Regions from separate parts of the Homo sapiens genome. Here region 2 is linked to region 1. Evidence: chromatin loops called from intact Hi-C (ENCODE). Cell type or tissue: ascending aorta. All regions are shown on one strand. Each heading gives the region's core, and the rest is flanking DNA. Links, peaks and the distances in the headings are about the cores only.

The links. A loop is a pair of places that touch in the nucleus more often than their neighbours do. Peaks named below come from ENCODE experiments on the same cell type or tissue, not always from the same donor. Only the 100,000 strongest peaks of a DNase experiment are listed, where the experiment ranks them.
Region 2: it touches region 1 in a loop (17-fold over the local background); 2 of 110 quality-filtered maps call a loop at or near these places.

What each region holds. Positions count from the first base shown.
Region 1 is chr17:43,905,540-43,911,196 of GRCh38, reverse strand. It overlaps MPP2 (MAGUK p55 scaffold protein 2), which reads left to right and starts at 3,661. Exons shown (of 13, transcript NM_005374.5): 1 at 3,661-3,723. RefSeq lists an enhancer at 3,502-3,651. In ascending aorta, for the core only: a CTCF peak has its summit at 3,618 (motif pointing left); DNase peaks (open chromatin) are centred at 2,886, 3,506 and 4,456; H3K4me3 peaks cover 2,500 bases; H3K27ac peaks cover 2,500 bases.
Region 2 is chr17:44,138,962-44,144,618 of GRCh38, reverse strand. It overlaps HROB (homologous recombination factor with OB-fold), which reads right to left and starts at 2,689. Exons shown (of 10, transcript NM_001171251.3): 1 at 2,474-2,689. The coding sequence starts at 2,476. RefSeq lists silencers at 1,864-2,158, 2,405-2,464 and an enhancer at 2,765-2,934. In ascending aorta, for the core only: a CTCF peak has its summit at 2,818; a DNase peak (open chromatin) is centred at 2,768; H3K4me3 peaks cover 1,301 bases.

The DNA of each region.
Region 1 (5,657 bases), core at 2,342-4,841:
GGCAAGTGGATCACTTGAGCCCAGGAGTTTAAGGCCAGCCTGGGCAACATGGCAAGACTCTATCTCTACAAAAAATTAAAAAAAAAATTCTCCAGGTGTGGTGGCATGCAGCTGTGGTCCCAGCTACTCTGGAGGCTGAGGCAGGAGGATGGCTTGAGCCTGGGAGGTCCAGCCTGCAGTGAGCTATGATCATGCTACTGCATTCCAGCCTGGGCAACAGAGTAAGACCCTGTCTCAAAATATGTTTATTTATTTATAAATAAAATGAAAATAAAAATTCATCCCTATGTGTGTGATTTCTAATATGCATACTAATTAGTTGAATAACACAAATATAGTTTATAGGCAAATATTTATATAATTTTATATAGTCCATTGAAGGCTCTAATTTTTTTTTTTTTAAATACGGAGTCTCACTCTGTCGCCCAGGCTGGAGTGCAGTGGCGCAATCATGGCTCACTGCAACCTCTGCCTCCCGGCTTCAAGCGATTCTCCTGCCTCAGCCTCCCAAGTAGCTGGGATTACAGGCGCCCGGAACCACTCCCAGCTAATTTTTGTATTTTTAGTAGAGACAGGGTTTCATCATATTGGCCAGGCTGGTCTTGAACTCCCGACCTCACATGATCTGCCCACCTCGGCCTTCCAAAGTGTTGGGATTACAGGTGTGAGCCATGGCACCTCGCCCAAGTTTTTTTTTTTTTTTTTTTTTTTTTTTTTAAGTATAGTCCATAAATAAGGTTTCCAGAACTAGGCACTGGCCAGTCGCAGGTGTGGAGGCGAAGCACCTCAGAGGCTGGGTGTAGATAAACTGGGAATAGCTGTTGGTGGCCCCTGCTGGTCATTATAGGAAGTGCACCATCACTCAGTGCAAAGCCTTACCTGCTGGAAATTTGTAACACTTTTGAGTTTTATTTTTCTCTGTGCCTTGACTCCCAAAACTCTGGGCTGAACACCACCATAGGAATACCTTGATTTTGGGGGAAGGAGATATACTACCTGCACCTTTATGACCTCTGAGGCTGAGGCAGGGAGGAAGGCAGAGCTAATTACAAACCTCAGAGAAGGAGGACTCATTCCCCTCTTGAGGTAGGGGGCAGCCCTTAACTACTAGGGGATGCATTGCCGACCTTCAAACCTGCTTCCCTTCCCAGCTACTCCATTGCCAACCATTAGCAGCTCTATTCCTTTGGGGAACAGCTTAGGACACACTGCACCTTTATTATGGCATTCAGCTGTGCTACCAAGAAGCGCTTTTTGTATCTATGTAACACACTCCTTTCCGACTTCAACCCCAGACTGTGAACTCTAGGAGGTTAGGGCCCTTATCTCAGTATCACAGTAAGTGGTACCTTGCCTGGCACAGAAGAGGAGCATCCTATTCTGCATCAATAAATGTTTCTTCTCATTCTGTAACTGCACAAGGCTGTTGTGAGAATGAAACAATTTGTCAATTGTAAGGTCCTGAACAGATGTGAGAGGCTGGCATTCTGCAAGGCCTTTATTAGAGAGATACTTGTTGACCGACGAATGCAGTGGGGCAGCCGCTAAGAATAATGAGTTGGGCTCCACCTCCCCAGGTGGGCCAGAATCTGAGATCCCAGACTGTCCTGAGGATCCTAAATGGAATGGAAGATTTGATGTGGGTCGCTATGGAGGTAATAATTGCTTGATTAAGAAGTAATTAATATCTTGTAGAGATTCAAGATCCTTCCTCTTCCAAAATACAAATAGCTGAGTGATTTCCAGCCCAGAGGTGGACAGGTGACAGTGGAGGGTAGCCTTTATAATGGAAAGGGGAACTCTTCCTGAATTCAATTATAAGGATTTTCTAGGCCGGGTGCAGTGGCTCATGCCTGCAATCCCAGCACTTTGGGAGGCTGAGGTGGGCAGATCACCTGAGGTCAGGAGTTCGAGACCAGCCTGACCAACATGGAGAAACCCTGTCTCTACTAAAAATACAAAATTAGCCAGGCATGGTGGCGCATACCTGTAATCCCAGCTACTCGGGAAGCTGAGGCAGGAGAATTGCTTGAACCCGGGAGGCAGAGGTTGCGACGAGCCGAGATCATGCCATTGCACCCCAGCCTGGGCAACAAGAGCGAAACTCCGTCTCAAAAAATAAAAATAAAAAAGAAGAAGAAGAAGAAGGATTTTCTAGCTTGCAGATAGAGGAAAGAGCTGCAAGCAATGCGCTCCAAGAACCCTCTTTGTTTAGAGACCAAAGCCTGCAATTCCTGTCAAAGCTATCTGGGTTCGATGGCTTTCTTCTCTCAGTAAAAGCCTGGGTCACCTAAACAATGTGGTTTTCAGCAGTTCGGCCGCCTCTGTGGCTTTTTCCTATATCCAAACTTATACCCTTGGAACTCAGGGGAGAGCTGAGTCTTGGAACCCAGGGACCAGTCCCCTGCTTTCGGGATAGATTCCCATTTCTGAGATTTCCAAGCAAGTTTCCAGAATGTAATCCATTTCTTTTCTTTTTGTTTCTTTTGAGACAGGGTCTCACTCTGTTGCCCAGGCTGGAGTGCGGTGTTGCAATCTCGGCTCACTGCAGCCTCAGCTTCCCAAGTAGCTGGGACTACAGGCGCGCGCTACCACGCCCAGCTAATTTTGTTTATTTTATTTTTTGTAGCGATGGGGTTTCACTATGTTGCTTGGGCTAGTCTCGAACTCCTAGGCTCAACCGATGCTCCCGCCTCCGACTCCCAAAGTGTTGGGATTATGGGAGTGAGCCACCGCGCCCGGCCAAAGATGCAGTCCATTTATGATCTTAGGAATCCAGTTAGCAAGGAAAAGGGATGACTCTCACATTTTGTTCAGGGCAACTGGACGGGGTGGCTGAACGCCGAGGTCGGAGAAGTAGCGTAGCTGGCCCCAAATGCTAGTCGCACTGCACAGAGCCTCCCGTATTTGGAGGCCCAGCATCTTTTACTAGCAGATGTGGGGTGGAGCCGGAGGCTGGGCGAAGGCGGGCCAGTGGGTTTAACCCTTTATTTACTTTTTGGGCTGGGACTCTGAGGAAGGCTAGCCAGTTACTTCTTTATTCCATAGGCAGGAAAATGGACCAGGCCTCCCTCACCTAGACCTAAAAGAGGCTCTCGAATCCTTTCAGGAAGACATTTCCTCTTTTTTGCAAAATTTCTGGAAAGTCTGGAATCCGGATATCCACCCTCTGAGTCCTTAAAAAGCTGCCCCTGATCCCGAGGCCTTCTGGGGCTGGTATCCTGCTTCCTGGGAGTCTCTCTGAAGTCCTCCTATTCTTTTTCTCAATATGGAAGCAGGATAACGAGGAAAAGTGAGGCACGCCTGGAACTAGAACGCCGGTCTAAGCCAAGATGGGTGGGCGGAGTAATCAAGCCGGTCTCATTAGGCACTTTTACCATCGCCCCTTTAAGGGATCCTTGGGAGCCGAGGGGCACCAGCGGGTACTGGTACCAGTCCTGCCTCCCTAACCCTTCCCAGTGGGACTCCAGCAGGGCGTCGTGGTCTGTGCGGTGTCTCCCAAACCACTACCTGGCTGCCCCCGTACCAGCTGCTGGGAAAGACTACTTCCTCCGAGTTGTGCCGGCCTCCGCGTTCTCCTCACCTCCCCTCTCCTCCGGACCTCCGCCCCCTCGCGGAGAGGCCTTGCCGCTTTAAGAGCCGGGCTAGCGATTGACAAGCAATAAACGCTGAGCGCCCGGCTGCGCTGGAGCCGCCCGGAGCTAGGGGCTTCCCGGGGCGCAGGTAGGCGTCCCCCGGCCCCCGGGCCAGCTCCTATCCCAAGACCTCCGCCTTCTTTTCGTCCTGACACGGCACTTAGGACCCTATTCACTGGGTTTAAACTCCACAGGCCCCTTTCACCCAGGCCCGTTCCCTCCCTGTCCACCCGCCCCCGCCCCTGGGCCCTCTTTCTGGGGTGCTGGTTGGGAGAACCAAGCCCCGCTGCCCATTGACACTGGTCCCCGCCCCTGCGGTAGGGGCTCCAAAGTGGCTTCAGGCACCAAGGTGGTGAGCTGTGAGGGGCCCCGGTATCTGCGCGGCCTCCCCGGGGGCTGTGCGGGTTGGGGGTACTTAGAAGCCCGGCATTACGTAAGAACCGTGCTGTTAGCGCTTCCGGGGGTTGGGGAGCGAGACAGAGGTTGCGCTGGGTCCCGGTGGCCCCCTGGTCCCCCTAGGCAGCTAACACCACAATCTTCCCTGGGAGGGGGTCCGCAGAAGGGCGCGCGCTGCTTCTCCCGCTTCCCAAGCTGTAGCGGGGCGGGTCGGGAGCCAGGGTTAGGGTCTGGAGACTTGGGAGGGGACCGGTGCCAGAAGCGAAGAGCTAGGGTTAGAAAGTTAGGTCAATTAAGGGGGGGGCGGTGCGGATAAAGACGGGGTGGGGGTTGGCCGGGGCAGTCATTTAGTGACCTCATCCCTGGTCTCCGGCGGGCGCGCACGTAGAGAGCCTTCTTTGATGGCTCACAACACGCCCCCCTCCCCCAGGTCCTAGCGCCCAGGGTGTTAGGGCTGGGTCCGTTGGGGCAGGGGTGATCTGATGGTCCAAGCATGCACGTCCGCCTGGCCTTTCGACCCCATCCTCTGGCCCTCAGTTCTGTCCAGACCTCCCCGCGACCTCTCGCTCTCCAAAGCGCCTTTGTCAGACCTTTCTTCTCCGCACCTCTTTGTATGTGTATGGATGGAGGGATGGGTGGGAGGTTGGAAGAAACCTCTCCCTTTCACTGCTGGTCCGCTCGCCTGCGGACACTATGGGTGATGTGGATATCTCGGAGGCAGAGCTGAGAGGGCATCTGGGCCCAGGCTTTTGGAAGCCGAGGTGCAGGTTCCCAGATGTCTGGGTGCAGGACCTTGGCACGGAGCCAGGCTAGCTTGCCTGGCACTGCCGTTCTCCTGTGGACACAGCCAGGCCCCGCCCTCTCAGAGGCTTGGACGGGCGTGGGGGAGCAAAGCCAGCCGATGCTCTGGGAACCGATTCCCCGGGAGAAAACCCAGGCAGGCTGGGCAAGACTTCCGAGCGCAGGGATTTCATACAGGATCCTCCCTGCCTTTTCCCGCCCTCCACGCTCTAGGGAAGGAGGACTTCTGGAGTCCCTTCTCTGACCCTGTGAGGGAGAGCAGCGCCAGCCAGGAGAAGGCTCCAGGTCATCAAGGCCTGGGAGGGGGAGGGAAGGGATCCCTCCTCCCTGCTCTCTAGGAGTAGAGATTGGCACCAGGGGCACGGGCCAGCACAGTGGATCCTGGGCATTTCTTCCAGCCTGGGTGTAGCCTGAATAGGGGTGCCCTTCCTCTCCCTGAAAGCACCTTTATTCCATGTCCTCAGCGGCAGAGCTGGGAGGAAAGGGAACCATCCCCCTCACTTTTGTAATTTCTGTCACCTGAGCTCAGGTGACCAGCTCAGGCCTGAGAAGGGAATGGGAGCAGAGAGGGTTTTATTGAAATCAGGTACTAGTCCTCTGGGAAGAATCCTCTTTTGGGGGGAGGTGGAGTTGCCGTGGTTCCCCCACCCCCAGGACTCAGCAGGCATTCAGTCCTAAAGTGGGCACTGCCAGATGCTTCCCCCCACTCCCCACCCCTGCTGTGAGCCACTGCCTCCTGTTGTCATGGCAACTGGGAATTAGGGTTTTATCCAGCAGCACATGCCCAGGAAGGCAAAGGGAAGAAGGGTGGGGGGTAACCCCCTG
Region 2 (5,657 bases), core at 1,827-4,326, 230 kb before region 1:
ACATAGTGAGACCCGCCTCTTAGAAAAAGATTAAAACACTTTCTGCCAGGCACGGTGGCTCATGCCTATAATCCCAACACTTTGGGAGGCCAAAGCTGGTGAATCACCTGAGGTCAGGAGTTCAAGACCAGCCTGACCAACACAGTGAAACCCCATCTCTACTTAAAATACAAAATTTGGTCGGGCGTGGTGGCTCACACCTATAATCTCAGAACTTTGGGAGGTTGAGGTGGGGGCGGATCACAAGGTCAGGCGTTCGAGACCAGCCTGGCCAACATATTGAAACCCTGTCTCTACTAAAAATACAAAAAATTAGCTGGGCGTGGTGGTGGGCATCTGTAATCCCAGCTACTCAGGAGGCTGAGGCAGGAGAATCGCTTGAACTGGGAGGCAGAGGTTGCAGTGAGCCGAGATCGCACCACTGCACACCAGCCTGGGCGACAGGGCAAGACTCTGTCTTTAAAAAAAAAAAAATTAGCCGGGCCTAGTGGAGCATGCCTGTGATCTCAGCTACTTGGAAGGCTAAGGCAGGAGAATTGCTTGAACCCGGGAGGTAGAGGTTGCAGTGAGCCAAGATTGCACCACTGAACTCCAGCCTGGGCGACAGAGCAAGACTCTGTCTTAAAAAAAAAAAAGGAAAGAAAGATTAAAAAACTTTCTTGTAACATAATCCACTCAGAACCATCTGCACTAATCCTGGAAGGGAAGAAAGGGGGCAAAGGGAAGGCTGCCTAGGGGAGCAAGGGCAGTTCTCCAGGACTGTGCACATGGGCGTAAACATTTTGTTTTTGTCTTTTGTTTTGAGACAGGGTCTTGCCCTATTGCCCAGACTGGAGTGCAGTGGCAAGATCATAGCTCACTGCAGCCTCAATCTCCTAGGCTCAAGTGACCCTCCCACCTCAACCTCCTGAGTAACTGGGACTACAGGTGTGCACCACCGTGCTCAGCTAATTTTCTTTTTTTTTTTTTCTTCCTGAGACGGAGTCTTGCTCTGTTGCCCAGGCTGAAGTCCAGCGGCACGATTTTGGCTCACTGCAACCTCCACCTTCCAGGTTCAAGCAATTCTCCTGCCTTAGCCTCCCAAGTAGCTGGGATTACAGGCCAAGCCACAATGCCTGGCTATTTTTTTTTGTATTTTTAGTTGAGACAGGGTTTCACCATGTTAGCCAGGCTGGTCTTGAACTCCTGACCTTGTGATCTGCCCACCTCAGCCTCCCAAAGTGCTGGGATTACAGGCGTGAGCCACTGCGCCCAGGCTAATTTTTAAATTTTTATAGATACGGGGCCTCACTACATTGCCCAGGCCAGTCTTGAACTCCTGGGCTCAAGTGATCCTCCCACTGTGGCCTCCAAAGTGCTGGGATTATAGGTGTCAGCCACAGGCTGGGCATGGTGGCTCACTCCTGTAATCCCAGCACTTTGTGACGCCAAGGCGGGTGGACCACCTGAGGCCAGGAGTTCAAGAACAGCCTGGCCAACAAAGTGAAACCTCGTCTCTACTAAAAATAGAAATAAGTTAGCTGGGGTGGTGGTGCCCGCCTGTAATCCCAGCTTGTTGGGAGTCTAAGGCAGGAGAATTGCTTGAACCTGGGAAGTGGAGGTTGCAGTGAGCGGAGATCGCACCACTGCACTTCAGCCTGGGCCACAGAGTGAGACTCTGTCTCAAAAAAACAAACAAACAAAAACAGGTGTCAGCCACGGCCCCTGGCTTGGGCCTAAGGATTTTGCAATATCCCAAAGGTTTCGCCTGACCAATCTTATGTCAAACATAAGAGAAACTACCATAAATCCAAACATGTCTGCACAGTGGCATTGTTTCTGCAAATGAAGCCAGTAGTTTCCCTACCTAATCCAAGGCCCAAAAACTAGGGTCCCAGGAGAGTAGGATGCCCCAGTCCACGGTTCCTTCTTTCTAGCCAGCAGGGCTGCTGTAGCCAGTTCCTGATGAGTGTCAAACCCAGATCAGAGGTGGTGCCTAACCCCAGATGCCAGAGCCGCAGGAGCTACAGCTGGCGATACAGTTCCCAAGACTCTAAGGGTCAGAGTGAAAGGGGTGGGCGGGAGACGACGGTTGCAGTGAGCAGAGATCACGCCACTGCACTCCAGCCTGGGCGACAGAACGAGACTTCGTCCAAAAAAAAAAAAAAAAAAAGTAGAAAGTGTGGGGCGGGGAGGGGAAAGGGATGGACCCAAGCGGTAGTGACGTCTGAGCGCACTGGAAAGGGGGGTTTCCCAGGAGGGTAGGAAGGCAACAGGAGGGAAACTGAGGCCCGGGGGAGGAGAATGCTTTCTCAGGGTCTCCGGCGCGTCCATGACAAGCCCTGACGACAGCCCAGGTCTCCCGACTCCGCCGAACCCCCACCCAGACCCCGGTCCTGCAACTTGCGCGGGCGAGGGGCTGGAACCCCATGAGCAGTTCCGGAGGCCAGGGGGCCCTGCGGCCCGCCAGCCCCCAAGCTGGGCGCGGCATTACCATAGCGACGGCGGGTGGGCCTCGGCGGGGAGGTTGGCCCGGCACCCCGAGTCCGGGGAGTCGCCGGGGCCTTGGACACGACCCAGGTGGAAGTCTCGGACTCCGAGGGACAGTGCTTCCGGGCTGGGGTCAGAGGGATGAGTCTCTGCGATATAGGGAAAGTCGCCAGGAGACTGGCGGCAGGCGCCTTAGGCCGCATTCGAAGACGCCGCCACTGGGGCGTCTCCGCCTTCTTAAAGGGGCAGGCATATTTCTTTCCCGCCGACACAAAGGGCCTTCTCACTGTAGTCTTCCGCTCTGGTCTTAAAGGGGAAACGGATGGGCTCTCGGTCGCCCCCAAGCGGCTCCTCTTCCCAGTCGGCTGGTTCAGCACTGGTTCAGGTGAGATCAAGCATCTTGGCCCCACGATGCCTAATCCTGCCCCCGCCCCTTTCTTTTCCGTTCTTTTTTTTTTTTCTTTTTTAAACCGAATCTCGCTCTGTCGCCCAGGCTGGAGTGCAGTGGCGCGATCTCGGCTCACTGCAACCTCCGCCTCCCGGGTTCAAGCGATTCTCCTGCCTCAGCCTTCGAAGTAGCTGGGATTACAGGCGTAAGCCATGGCGCCCGGCCTCCCTGCTTGACTTAATACTGCTTCAGAGCAAGACTGTGGCTTTTCACCTTTGTGAACCAGCATGTGGCACATTGAAGACACTCAGAAAATGAGTTTGTTTTTGTTTTGAGACTTACTTTACTCCCTTACCCAGCCCGGAGTGCAGCGGCACAGTCATGGCTCACTGCATCCTCCACCTCTTGGGCCCAAGCAGTCCTCCCACCTCAGCCTCCTGAGTAGCTGGGATCACAGGCACACACCACCAAACCCAGTTAACTTTTTTTTTTTTTGACACGGAGTCTCACATTGTTGCCCAGGCTGGAGTGCAGTGGCACGATCTTGGCTCACTGCAACCTCTGCCTCTCAGGTTCAAGCGATTCTCCTGCTTCAGCCTACCAAGTAGCTGGGATTACAAGTGCCCGCCACCACGCCCGGCTAATTTTTTTTTTTTTTTTTTTTTTTTGAGACAGTCTCGCTCTGCAGGACAGGCTGCAGTGCAGTGGCATGATCTCGGCTCACTGCAACCTCTTCCTCCTAGGCTCAAGCAATTCTCCTGCCTCAGCCTCCCGAGTAGCTGGGATAACAGGCATGTGCCATCATGCCTGGCTAATTTTTGTATTTTTAGTAGAGACAGGGTTTCACCATGTTGGCCAGGCTGGTCTCGAACTCCTGACCTCAGGTAATCTGCCCGCCTCTGCCTCCCAAAGTGCTGGGATTACAGACGTGAGCCACTGCGCCCAGCCACGCCCAGCTAATTTTTTGTATTTTTAGTAGAGACAGGGTTTCACCATGTTGGCCAGGATGGTCTCGAACTCCTGACCTCAGGTAATCTGCCCGCCTCTGCCTCCCAAAGTGCTGGGATTACAGACGTGAACCACTGCGCCCAGCCACGCCCAGCTAACTTTTTGTATTTTTAGTAGAGACAGGGTTTCACTATGTTGCCCAGGCTGGTCTTGAACACCTGACCTCGTGATCCACCCGCATTGGCCTCCCGAAGTGCTGGGATTATAAACGTGAGCCACTGTGCCTGGCCTAAGCCCAGCTAATTTTTTTATGTTTATTTGTTGTAGAGATGAAGGCTCCCTATGTTGCCCAGGCTGAACAAGTGTTTGTTGAATGACTTGATGCCATTTGTCAGGAGGGAGTGCGAATGGCTGGGCAACTCAATGCTCACTTCCGCGGTGGCTCTTGCCTGTAATCTCAGCACTTTGGGAGGCAGAGGCGGGCGGATCACAAGGGCAGGAGATCGAGACCATCCTGGCTAACATGGTGAAACCCCGTCTCTACTAAAAATACAAAAAAATTAGCCGGGTGTGGTGGCGGGCGCCTGTAGTCCCAGCTACTTGGGAAGCTGAGGCAGGAGAATGGCATGAACCCGGAAGGCGGAGCTTGCAGTGAGCCGAGATCACGCCACTGCACTCCAGCCTGGGCAACAAAGCAAGACTCCGTCTAAAAAAAAAAAAAAAAGAAATTAGCCGGGCATGGTGGCGGGCGCCTGTAATCCCAGCTACTCAGGGGACTGAGGCAGGAGAATGGCTTAAACCTGGGAGGCGGAGGTTGCAGTGAGCTGGGATCATGCCACTGCATTCCAGCCTGGGCAACAAAGTGAGATTCTGTCGCAAAAAAAAAATTAAAAAATAAAGAATAATACATCTTCCAGCCGGGCGCGGTGGCTCACGCCTGTAATCCCAGCACTTTGGGGGACCAAGGCAGGCGGACCACGAGGTCAGGAGATCGAGACCATCCTGGCTAACACAGTGAAACCCTGTCTCTACTAAAAATACAAAAAATTAGCCAGGCGTGGTGGCAGGCGCCTGTAGTCCCAGCTACTTGGGAGGCTGAGGCAGGAGAATCGCTTGAACCCGGGAGGCGGAGCTTGCAGTGAGCCGAGATCGCGCCACCGCACTCCAGCCTGGGAGACAGAGCAAGACTCCGTCTCAAAAAAAAAAAAGAATAATACATCTTCCTCACAAGGTTGTTGTGAGATTAAATGAATTAATGCATTGAAATGGCTAACGCCATGCCTGGCCTATTAACAGGACCTCAACAAATGTGGATTCCCTTCCCCCTTACTTGAATTTGCAAACACGTGCTGGGAATTGTTATGGGAACCACATGGCTTGGGTTTGTATCTATTTCAGTATACTTGCAAATGCATTTCACCCTAATTTGTTTTTTTTGTTGTTGTTTTTTTGGAGACGGAGTCTCACTCTGTCGCCCACGCTGGAGTGCAGTGGTGGGATCCCAGCTCACTGCAACCTCCACCTCCCGGATTCAAGTGATTCTCCTGCCTCAGCCTCCCAAGTAGCTGGGATTACAGGTGTGGGCCACCACACCCAACTAATTTTGTATATTTAGTAGAAACGGGGTTTCACCATTGTTAGCAAGGCTGATCTCAACCTCTCAACCTCAGGTGATCTGCCTGCCTTGGTCTCCTAAAATGCTGGGATTACAGGCATGAGCCACCGCGGCTGGCCCCTAATTTGTATTTTTATCGAACAAACAGTTGTATTCGAGTCAGTGTGATGACATACTTTTTTTTATGTGTTTATCTTTACATTTGCCTTGGTATGGACGGTGGCATATTTGGATAGG